Regions from separate parts of the Homo sapiens genome. Here region 1 is linked to region 2. Evidence: chromatin loops called from intact Hi-C (ENCODE). Cell type or tissue: psoas muscle. All regions are shown on one strand. Region 1 has its middle 5.4 kb from the start of GBX1. Region 2 has its middle 38 kb from the start of NUB1.

Region 1 (5,000 bases), 130 kb before region 2:
CATGCCTGTAATTCCAGCTACTTGGGAGGCTGAGGCAGGAGATCGCGTGAACCTGGGAGGTGGGTTGCAGTGAGCCGAGATCGCACCACTGCACTCCAGCATGGGCAACAAGAGGGAAACTCCATCTCAAAAAATAAATAAATAAAATAACCCTCTGATCTTGAAGATATATGTCGCCTAGTTCATGCCAAGAGCTTATTGCTTAGAACTATACTCAGTAAAGTGGATTCTCTACTCAAGCTGGCACAGGAAGTACCTACTTTTTTTTTTTTTTTGAGATGGAGTCTCGCTCTGTTGCCCAGCCTGGAGTGTAGTGGCATGATCTTGGCTCACTGTAACCTCCTCCTTCCGGATTCAAGTGATTCTCTTGCCTCAGCCTCCCAAGTAGCTCTGATTACAGGCGCCTGCCACCATGCCCGGCTAATTTTTGTGTTTTTAGTAGAGACAGGGTTTCACCACGTTGGCCAGGCTGATCTCGAACTCCTGACCTCATGATCTGCCTGCCTCGGCCTCCCAAAGTGCTGGGATTATAGGCATGAGCCACTGCGCCTGGCCAGGAAGTACATACTTAAAACTTAGTGCCAACAAATCCCAGTGGGCCACCAATTCTGAACAGAGGCAGGTGAGACCTTAAGTACTTCTACTGACCTGGTGTGGTTTGTGTTTGTTAGATACTGTATTTCATAACCCATTTATATCCTCTATCTGTTCCCTTGCCATGCTAGAGATACGAAGTGTGACTTCTGTGAAGTCCTTGACATTCCGTAACATTGGCATACATAGTGGCAACTGCAGCAACCCATTTCCTTTCCCTGCCCTTTCATAGAACATAGAACTGAGGCCACATGGTAAATGGAAAGAAGCACTGGCTAAAGGAAAAAGACCTGGAATCAAATTCCTCTTCTGACCCCTCACTGGGCCCTGTGACCTTGACCCCTCTTTGACATCTCCATCTGTGAGGGAGAGTGATTAATATCTACTCTGGCTGGGTACAATGATTTATGTCTGTAATCCCGACACTTTGGGAGGCCCAGGTGAGAGAACCACTTGAGACCAGGAGTTCAAGCCCAGCCTGGGCAACATAGTGAGATCCCGTCTCTATAAAAAAAAATTTAAAAATTGGCCAGGCATGGTGGCACATGCCTGTAGTCCTAACTACTCAGGAGGCTGAGGTGGGAGGATCACTTGAGCCGGGGAGGTTGAGGCTTCAGTGCGCAGAGATTGTGCCACTGCACTCTAGCCTGGGTGACGGAGCAGGACCCTGTCTTACAAATAAGAACAACAAGGGCTGGGCGTGGTGGCTCACGCCTGTAACCCCAGCACTTTGGGAGGCTGAGGCGGGTGGATCACGAGGTGAGGAGATCCAGACCATCCTGGCTAACACGGTGAAACCCCGTCTCTACTAAATATACAAAAAATTAGCCAGGCGTGGTGGCAGGCACCTGTAGTACTAGCTACTGGGCAGGCTGAGGCGGGAGAATGGTGTGAACCCAGAGGGCGGAGCTTGCAGTGAGCAGAGATCACACCACTGCACTCCAGCCTGGGCGACAGAGTCAGACTCCGTCTCAAAAAAAAAAACTTTGTCTAGTCAAAAAGCAAGGGCAAGAGTCAATTGAATATGAAAAAACACCTTCCAAAACGAGTTCTTCCTGCACTAAATAGACAAAGAGTAGAGTGGCGAAGAAAGGAAGGGGACTCATTTTCCCTGAAATCCAGAGCACTCCAAAAACTACTTCACTCTCTCATCAGTATCAAGTACAGACCTTACCTCTGTCAAATCTGAACAGAGCTAGTTCCTTTCTTTACCAGCAAAAAACTATGATTCTCCTACTGAATTCCTGAACAGACGCATTATGGGCAAGTACCTGGTCTCATTGTCCGAAACAGAATTCTGAAAGTGCTGCTTTGTCCATATTCTCTGACATTTGGGAAATGCTCCTACAGAGGAATTTTATCTTTAATCTACCCTCTGTGCCCACCGCGGCCTCATCATCTGGCCTGACCTGTGTTGCCAACCAGCACCAAGGATGCTAAGAAAAAAACAAAGTATTCAAGTCAAAGACCACAAATCTATACCTCCAATCCACTCATTGGCCAGAGAAAGTCCTCTCATGGTGGGCAGCGTCGGGCCTGGCCGCGGGTGCCCTCTGGTGGCAGCAGCGCACAACTGCGGGCACGGCGAAGGAGGTGCGGGGTGCTGCAGCGCCCCCTGGCGACAGTCCAGGAGACGCGCCGAGGGCAAAGAAACCACTAACGGAGCATCCAAGGGCGAGCGCGCGGGACGCCTCTAGATGCTTAACTGTGAATGCACTGTTTGGGGACGGGGGGTTGTACGTGAGTGTCTTAACGTCTAGTGTGCGTGAGTGTAGGGTTAAGTATGTTTAGTGTGCCCCGGTACCCGAACCCTGTATTTCTGTTGTGTTAAATGTGTACAGTATGTATGAGCCCGCGCGTTCACACGCGGGTAGGTTGGTGGTGGGGAGGTCCGCGCCTCAGTGCAGGGCGGAGTCCTCACGGAGGCGTGAAATTGGTTTGGAGCAAACACATTACGAAAAGCAATTACCAGGGAGAGGTTCTGGGCCCGCGGGACCAACAGCCAGGAGGCTGGGGAGGGAGCGCCCTGGCTCGCAAGAGTCTGAATGTCTAACCCCAGTGAGGACCCTCCTGACATTGCCCGCTAAGGGGACAATATGTGAAGTTGTGCACAGCCCCTTCACAGCCACCACTCCACATCGCCTTTCTTCCCTTCCCCGTCCTTAAAAAGGCATCCCATGATCGCAGGCTCTCCAGATGTGGCCAGAAATCCTCCCCCATCTTCCTATCACTTTAGAGGAGGGTCCTTCTTCTGGGACGCCCTCCCAGATCTCAACCCCATTCCTCACCCTCCTCTTCATGCCCCCAGCTCCTGCTCCCACGTTTATCTTGCATTCATCCTATTGCCCCTTGTATTCTAACTGGTTGTTCACACCCTTGTTTCTCAGACTAGACTGAAGATTCACTGAGGGCAGGAGCGTGTCTCGTTCCCAGCAGGGCATGAAGCACCTAAAACCTGGGGACCCGGAAGCACACAGTGAACCAAGTGGGTGCGATCAAATAGAATTTCCATCAAAATCCACCAGCAGGACTCTCTCGGGCAAGTCATCTGCGGGAGTCGGGATTCCCTGGGAGCAGAGCTCCAAACTCTTTCCCGCACCAGCGAGCCCGCACTCGCATGATACCCAGACCTGCGCTCGACCTGGCCCCAGATCCCCGTGCCAAGGGCCACAGCCTCTGAGATGCTTCCTAGGCGGCTCCAGTGCCATCTCCCCAGCAACGGCCTTCTGCTTCCCGTTACTTCCTCGTCTTCCCCATCTTAGCATCTGGCACCACCGTCCAGGGGTCCAAGCCAAAAACCTGCGAGTCGCCCTAGACAGCGCTATTCTGCAGCCCCCTACATCCCCCCCAGCGGCGGCCCCCCAGTTCTTCCCAGGGATCCCGAATCTCGCCCGCCGCGACCACCTCTGGCCTGGACCACCGCCGCAGGTGCCCCCCGACCCACGCCCGCAGCCAGGACGGTCCGTCCTGCCACTCCTACTGATCTGCTCTACTCAGGTCTCAGGCTAAATGTCACCTCCTCAGAGAGCAGGTTTCCCTGTCACCGACTGCCAACCCCCCATCCCGCACGTCTCTCCCCGGGCTCGGCAGCACCTGCCGCTTCCTCCTGTGCGCCGCGCTCCGGCTACCCCGCGCAAGCGGACCCTGGTGGGGGCCTGGAGGGCAGTCCTTGCCCCCGTGCGGCGGTGCCTGAACGCAGCAGGCCCTGGAACGGCTGCGGAACAAACCATCGAGCACTAGGGCGTCCCCCGGGACCCCCACCCGAGCCGCGGTCTCCACGGGGCGCCCCGCAGGCCCTCGACAGGAGTGGGCCTCGCGCACCAGGTTCCCGCCCATGTCTTGGGGCAGCCGCTTCCTGCCCGCGAGGTGGGGCCTGTGCGGTCGGGGTCCGCCTGGGGTTTCCACAGCGAGGAGCCTCCACCGCTTGCCCACCCGCACCCGCGTCCCAGAGCCGCGCCCTAGTACCTGAAGCCAGACAGACCGGTCAGCCCAAGGTCCGTGAGGCCAGGGTGGGAATCCGGGCCCCCTCACTTCCTCTCCGCTTCTCCTCAGCCGCCTCTCAACGCCTAACCCGGCTTCGGGCTCTGGTCCGCGCGGCCTAAAGCCTCGCGACCTCCAGGCCTCGCCCCCTGCCGCCTCGCGCCCTCCAGGCCCCAACCCCTGTCCCTTCGCGCCCTCCTGGCCCCGCCCTTCGTCGCCTCGCTAGTGCCGGTTGGCGGGAAAGTCGCGAGCTCCAGCGCTTGCGCACTCCGCCGCCTGGGGGAACTCTGTCCAGCGACCCTTGACGTCAGGGATCACGGTGCACTTGATTGGCTGCTCTGTCCCGACCACCTGCCCTTCGCCTGTGGTTGCAGGCAGCTCCCGACTGCTGGGGCCTCTGGCAGGTTCTGAAAATCCTGATACTGCAATGACCCTCAGGGACTCTCCTCCCTCTCTTTTTACAGATGCAGAAACGTGATCCCAGAGAGGGAAGAGACTTACGTTCCACAAGTTAATGGCAGAGTTAAGACCAGAACCTGTGTCATGGAACTTTCAACTCAGCGCTCTTGCGGCCAGAGCTAAATTTAAGGAAGGAGCAGATAAAAGAGGCAGGAACCAGGCATGCTTCTGGTGCTCCCTGACCTACCGTGTCAGGCAATAGGCAGAACTGGTTCTGTTTTTCTAAACCTGGGCCTTTCGCTGTCACCTGAGCCATGGTTACCCTCTGCGATCGGCCACCCCACATGCCCCTCCTTCCGGGTGGCTCTCCTGCCTCCTCACCTTCCTACCCCAAGGGTTCCTGTGCCTTCCTGCCCAACTCTCTGCACTGCCTCCATGTGCACCCTGCACCTCCTTTAGGCCTTTTCAAACGCGTTCTCACCTGGCGGTCATTCTGTCATTTCATGGAGCTGGCAAGCCTGGGACCC
Region 2 (5,000 bases):
CAGGTGCTGGGCGAGTTAGGTGAGCCTGCCTCAGGCCCTGCAACACGTCTCACTTGGAACCCCTGTCCAAGGCCATGGTCTACACCTGCACTGCCTGTCATCACAGCGAGGCCCCTTTCCTCTTTGGAGTATGTCTTCTCTGTGAGGGGAGATTGGTGCCCGTTGGATTGCTGCAGCATCCCTAGCACCTCGCACACAGTAGGTGCACAATACGTATTTGCCAAGAGGATAAATGAGTGAACAGAAAGATCTGGAGTGAAAATGGACAGTCTGAGGAGAGCGTCTGGCAGAAGCTTGTTTGACAAGAACATCACTTAGGGAGGCATTGGGTTCAGCGTTCAAGATTGTCATGTCACCTTGAATCCTCAGACCTGCCCTTGGTGCCACTGTACTGGTTCCAAGATCTGCGTCCAAGAAAGGTGAGGTCCTCTGCCCAAGACTGGCTGGCTTTTAACACACAGCTGGTCCTCAGCCTCAGCCTGTGACCCCACCTGCCTTGGAGCTCAGCGGAGTCTTCTGATGGAGATGGGAGACAAATACAGCGAGAGTGGTCCGGAACGTGGGCACCTCTCTACTCATGCTCATGGCTACCTTGTCTGTTTCCTTGGATGGACTGGCTCGGAAACACAGGTGGCATGAGAGAGGCGGCAGGACTGGAGGAGCCACGCTGCCTGGGGCCCTCCCCTGTGGCCGGTCCAGGGAGGAATAGCTCCAGGAGGGAGCCTCGTGGTGGCAGCTGAGGGCCAAATGAGCAGGTCAGTTCTTCGAGCACGTGTGACTATTGGAACAGAGCAACGACCTAAGGTTTAAGCCTTAAAAAGGGCATTGAAGTTAAGGGACTAGACACAGCAGCCCAAGAAGGGACCTGTTATCCACGGCACCACTCACCGTCCGGCTGACCGAGTAATGTTTGGAGACAAGAGAGGTCCCCAAGTGGGGAGGGTGTGGGTGGGACCAGGGCTCCCCAGCCTGTCCCTGCCCTCTCCATCCGACCTGGCTCTTCCCAAACCCCTGTTCCCCCAAATATGCCATCCTGATGCCCGCATGTGATACGCCGGCTCTCCATCTGCCTCTGGAGCAGTACTGGAGCAGAGCTCAGGGGGAGTCTGTCCTGTTCCTCTGCACACAGCACCCCAAGACTTTGCAGGGAAAACTTGTCACAAGGCTCAGATTCCCGTCCCCTCTCGGGCTCAGATTCCTGATCCAGGAACCCGCATTTGTTAAACGTGTGTGGTCACGACATAGGGACTATAATTTTTTTTCTTTTTTCTTTCTTTCTTTTTTTTTTTTTTTTTTTTGAGACGGGGTCTCCCTCTGTCGCCCAGCCTGGAGTGCAATGATGTGATCTCCGCTCAGAACAACCTCCGCCTCCGGGGCTCAGGTGATTCTCCTGCCTCAGCCTCCCGAGTAGCTGGGATTACAGGCTCCCGCCACCACGCCCGGCTAATTTTTGTGTTTTTGGTAGAGACACGGTTTATTCATATTGGCCAGGCTTGTCTCGAACTCCTGACCTCAGGTGATCCACACGGCTCGGCCCCTCAAAGTGCTGGGATTACAGGCGTGAGCCGCTGCGCCCGGCCGGGACTATACTTTTTTTAGAGTCCTTATTTTATAGAGTTCGGAACTGAGATATTTTCAGATGCAATGATGGATCGTCTGGGATTTGCTTTTAGAGAGAAACAGGCGGCGGGGCTCCGCTGGAGGTGTAAGAGAACCTGGACTGGCTTCTTCGTTACATCCGGTCTGCTTTTGAATGTATTTGAATTCTTTTGGAAACCATTTCCCGCCCCTCGGAGACTCTGAGGGAGGGGCGGGAGACCCAGGACCCTGGCCGGGTTGGGTTTGGCGTTGGCTGGCGGGCACCGGGGCTGGCAGGCGCAGGGGCTGCGGCTGGGCGGGCTCTGGCGCCACCTGGCGGCCGTCGCGGGACCGACGCCCCTTGGAGCGCCCCCGGGCCCGCGGAATCAGCCGCTGAGCAGCAGCCGGGAAGGGGCGAGGGAGCCCCACTCCATGCCAGGCACTGGCTCACGCCTGCTGCCCTGACCCTGGAGGCCCCTTCAGCGCAGCACCCCAGCCAACTGCGCTCTCCCAGGGTCCACCTCGGATTCTCACCCCCTACTCCCGTCAGAGGCCACTTGGCCCCGACAGTCCTCTGTGTGGATGACAGGTCACGACTTGACGATGGCGGGGTCCTCCTGCTGGGTGGGAGTGGGCGCGCCTGCGCGTACGGCACGGCCAAGCAACTCGCTAGGGCCCTGCTTTTTGTAATTTCAACCAAGTTACACCGTTTCAACAAGAGCTTTGTGTAGTAAGTTTCTTTCTTTCTTTCTTTCTATCTTTTTTTTTTTGAGGCAGAGTCTCGCTCTGTCGCCCAGGCTGGAGTGCAGTGGCGCGATCTCGGCTCACTGCAACCTCCAGCTCCTGGGTTCAAATGATTCTCCTGCCTCAGCCTCCCGAGTAGCTGGGATTACAGGCGCGCACCACCACGCCCAACTAATTTTTGTATTTTTAGTAGAGACGGGGTTTCGCCATATTGGCCAGGCTGGCCTCAAACTCCTGACCTCAGGTGATCTGCCCGCCTCAGCTTCCCAAAGTGCTGGGATTACAGGCGTGAGCCACTGCACCCGCCTTTTTTTTTTTTTTTTATATGAAGGACACCCGGCAGTGGCTCTCAGTGGGTCCCGGTGCTGGCGGGAGCGTGGGGGGAGCAGGCTCTGTCTGCGTGCGTCTTTTAGGGGTCCTAGGGCTGACTCCACCTGAGAACCCCGTCCGGGGCTGTGTTAAGCACCTTTTGTAGAACTGTATTTTTATTAAAACATCAAGGCCGGGCGCAGTGGCTCATGCCTGTAATCTCACCACTTTGGGAGGCCAAGGCGGGCGGATCACGAGGTTAGGAGATCGAGACTATCCTGGCTAACACGGTAAAACCCGTCTCTACTAAAAATACGAAAAATTAGCCCGGCTTGGTGGCAAGTGCCTGTAGTTCCAGCTACTCGGGAGGCTGAAGCAGGAGAATGGCGTGAACCCAGGAGGCGGAGCTTGCAGTGAGCTGAGATCGCGCCACTGCACTCCAGCCCGGGCGACAGACAGAGCGAGACTCCGTCTCAAAAAAAAAAAAAAAAAAAAATCAAATCCGTGTTCCTGTAAAACAAACAAACAAACAAACAAAAAGTTACACAGTTTAGAATCACGCTGTTACAGGAGATGTCTGAAAAAAAGCAGTTCCCACCTCCCACTTCCTGTCCTCCACAGCGGGGCTCTTAGCTCTTCCAGCTGATTCTCTTCTGTTTTGCCTCCATGTCTCTAAACAACAGATTTCCATCGTTAGCGTTTCCTACTGGCTACGGAAGAGGAGGACTTAACTCCTCCTCACACCCACCCCACCCCTCCTACCTCCTCATCCGCCACTGAATTCTTACCTTGGGTCAGATGGATGTTGATGGGTTAGGTAACTACTGTTCACAAATGAGCGGTGGACTATATATTAGGACTATTTTTCCTTTCTGCCACCTTTTTCTTTTCTCTGGATTTACTGATTGTCTTGAACTTCCTTTCACTTAGTTCTCCAGATGTTTATGGCTATTTTATCACCAAATTCTTCCCCAGCTGTGTAACTCTCCTTTTGATAAATTCCTGTCCGATAGTCTGTTCATTTCAGTGTTTTGAAGAACTCTTTCCCGGGGCTTCTGCCCTGCAGCCCAGAGAGGCCCTTGCCTCCCTCTTGGTTGGCCGACCCTGGTTCCTGGATCGTTTTTCTTGTTTCTTCCTTTATTCTCCCATTTTAATTGAGTACGTCCTTCCATAGCTTCCTGAAAAAAGATGCTTGAGAGGTAAAGTTTTGAGAGCTTGTATATCTGACCCTGTTTTTATTTTACCGTAACACTTGCTTGGTAGCTTAGCTGGGTATGTAATTGTTATCCGGGTATCAGTTTCCCTCAGTTTTGGTTTTTGATTTTAGAGACAAGATCTCACTCTGTTGCCCAGGATGGAGTGCAGTGTTGCTCACAGCTTTGCAATCTTGAACTCCTGGGCTCAAGCAGTCCTCCCACCTCAGCCTCCCAAGAAGCTGGGACCACAGGTGTGCACCAGCACACCTGGCTAATTTTCTAAACTTTTTTTTTTTTTTTTTTTTTTTTTGAGATTGGGTGCCTTACTTTGCTTCCCAAGCCAGTCTTGAACTCCTGGCTTCAAGTGATCCTCCCACCTTGGCCTCCCAAAGTGTTGGGATTACAGGCATGAGCCACTTCACCCAGCCCCCTCAGAGTGTTGAAGGCATGGCTACCTTCTAGTGTTGTAGATGAGAAGTCTGAGGCCACTCTTATCCTTCAGCCTTCCTATTACATCTATCTATATGTAGGATTGGAAGCTTGTAGAGTCTTCTCTGTGCCCTCAATATCCCCAGAGTTCATGACAGTGTGCTTTGAATGGGCCTAATTTTACATTGTACAGAGTATTTGGGGCATTCTTTCAATATGTATTTCATAACTTTCAACTCTGAGAATTCAGGAGAGAAATTAGAAGTAGAAGATAAATCCAGGATGTCCAAGTTGGAGTTTTGGGAAAACGAGTATATAATAGGAAGGAAGTTATTTGTAAACATACATGAAAATTTCCCAGAACTGAATATCCTGTCTGCAGATTGAAAACTCTGGTAGCATTTAACACGGTGAGTGAAATGACACCCACAGCAAGGCACGTGGTGGTGGCATTTTGTGGTTTGTATGTTTGAAGCTGTGTTTAAATATCACATAGAATATGATTTGAACTTCAATATACAGTCCAGGCAATAAGTATTGTGGCTGAGATGGAGGAGAAGTTGATACTGTTTGGCTGCATCAAGATACATTCAGGAGTGCTGGGCGCAGTGGCTCACACCTATAATCCCGACACTTGAGGAGGTCAAGGCAGGCGGATCCCTTGAGCCCAGGAGTTCGAGACAAGCCTGGGCATCATGGTGAAATCTTGTCTCTACAAAAAAAAAAAAAAAATTAGTGTGCATC

Evidence for each region. Peaks named below come from ENCODE experiments on the same cell type or tissue, not always from the same donor. Only the 100,000 strongest peaks of a DNase experiment are listed, where the experiment ranks them.
Region 1: it touches region 2 in a loop (2.7-fold over the local background); 48 of 110 quality-filtered maps call a loop at or near these places.

Annotation. Positions count from the first base shown.
Region 1 is chr7:151,170,557-151,175,556 of GRCh38, forward strand. No RefSeq gene overlaps it. Among named protein-coding and RNA genes, the nearest start is that of GBX1, 5.4 kb to the left of the region's middle. RefSeq lists a silencer at 4,206-4,500 and an enhancer at 4,206-4,500. In psoas muscle, a CTCF peak has its summit at 2,181 (motif pointing left); DNase peaks (open chromatin) are centred at 2,185, 3,375, 3,585 and 4,345.
Region 2 is chr7:151,301,710-151,306,709 of GRCh38, forward strand. No RefSeq gene overlaps it. Among named protein-coding and RNA genes, the nearest start is that of NUB1, 38 kb to the right of the region's middle. RefSeq lists an enhancer at 1,625-2,483 and a silencer at 1,825-1,994. In psoas muscle, CTCF peaks have their summits at 1,908 (motif pointing left) and 2,110; a DNase peak (open chromatin) is centred at 1,902; H3K4me3 peaks cover 906 bases; H3K27me3 peaks cover 1,851 bases.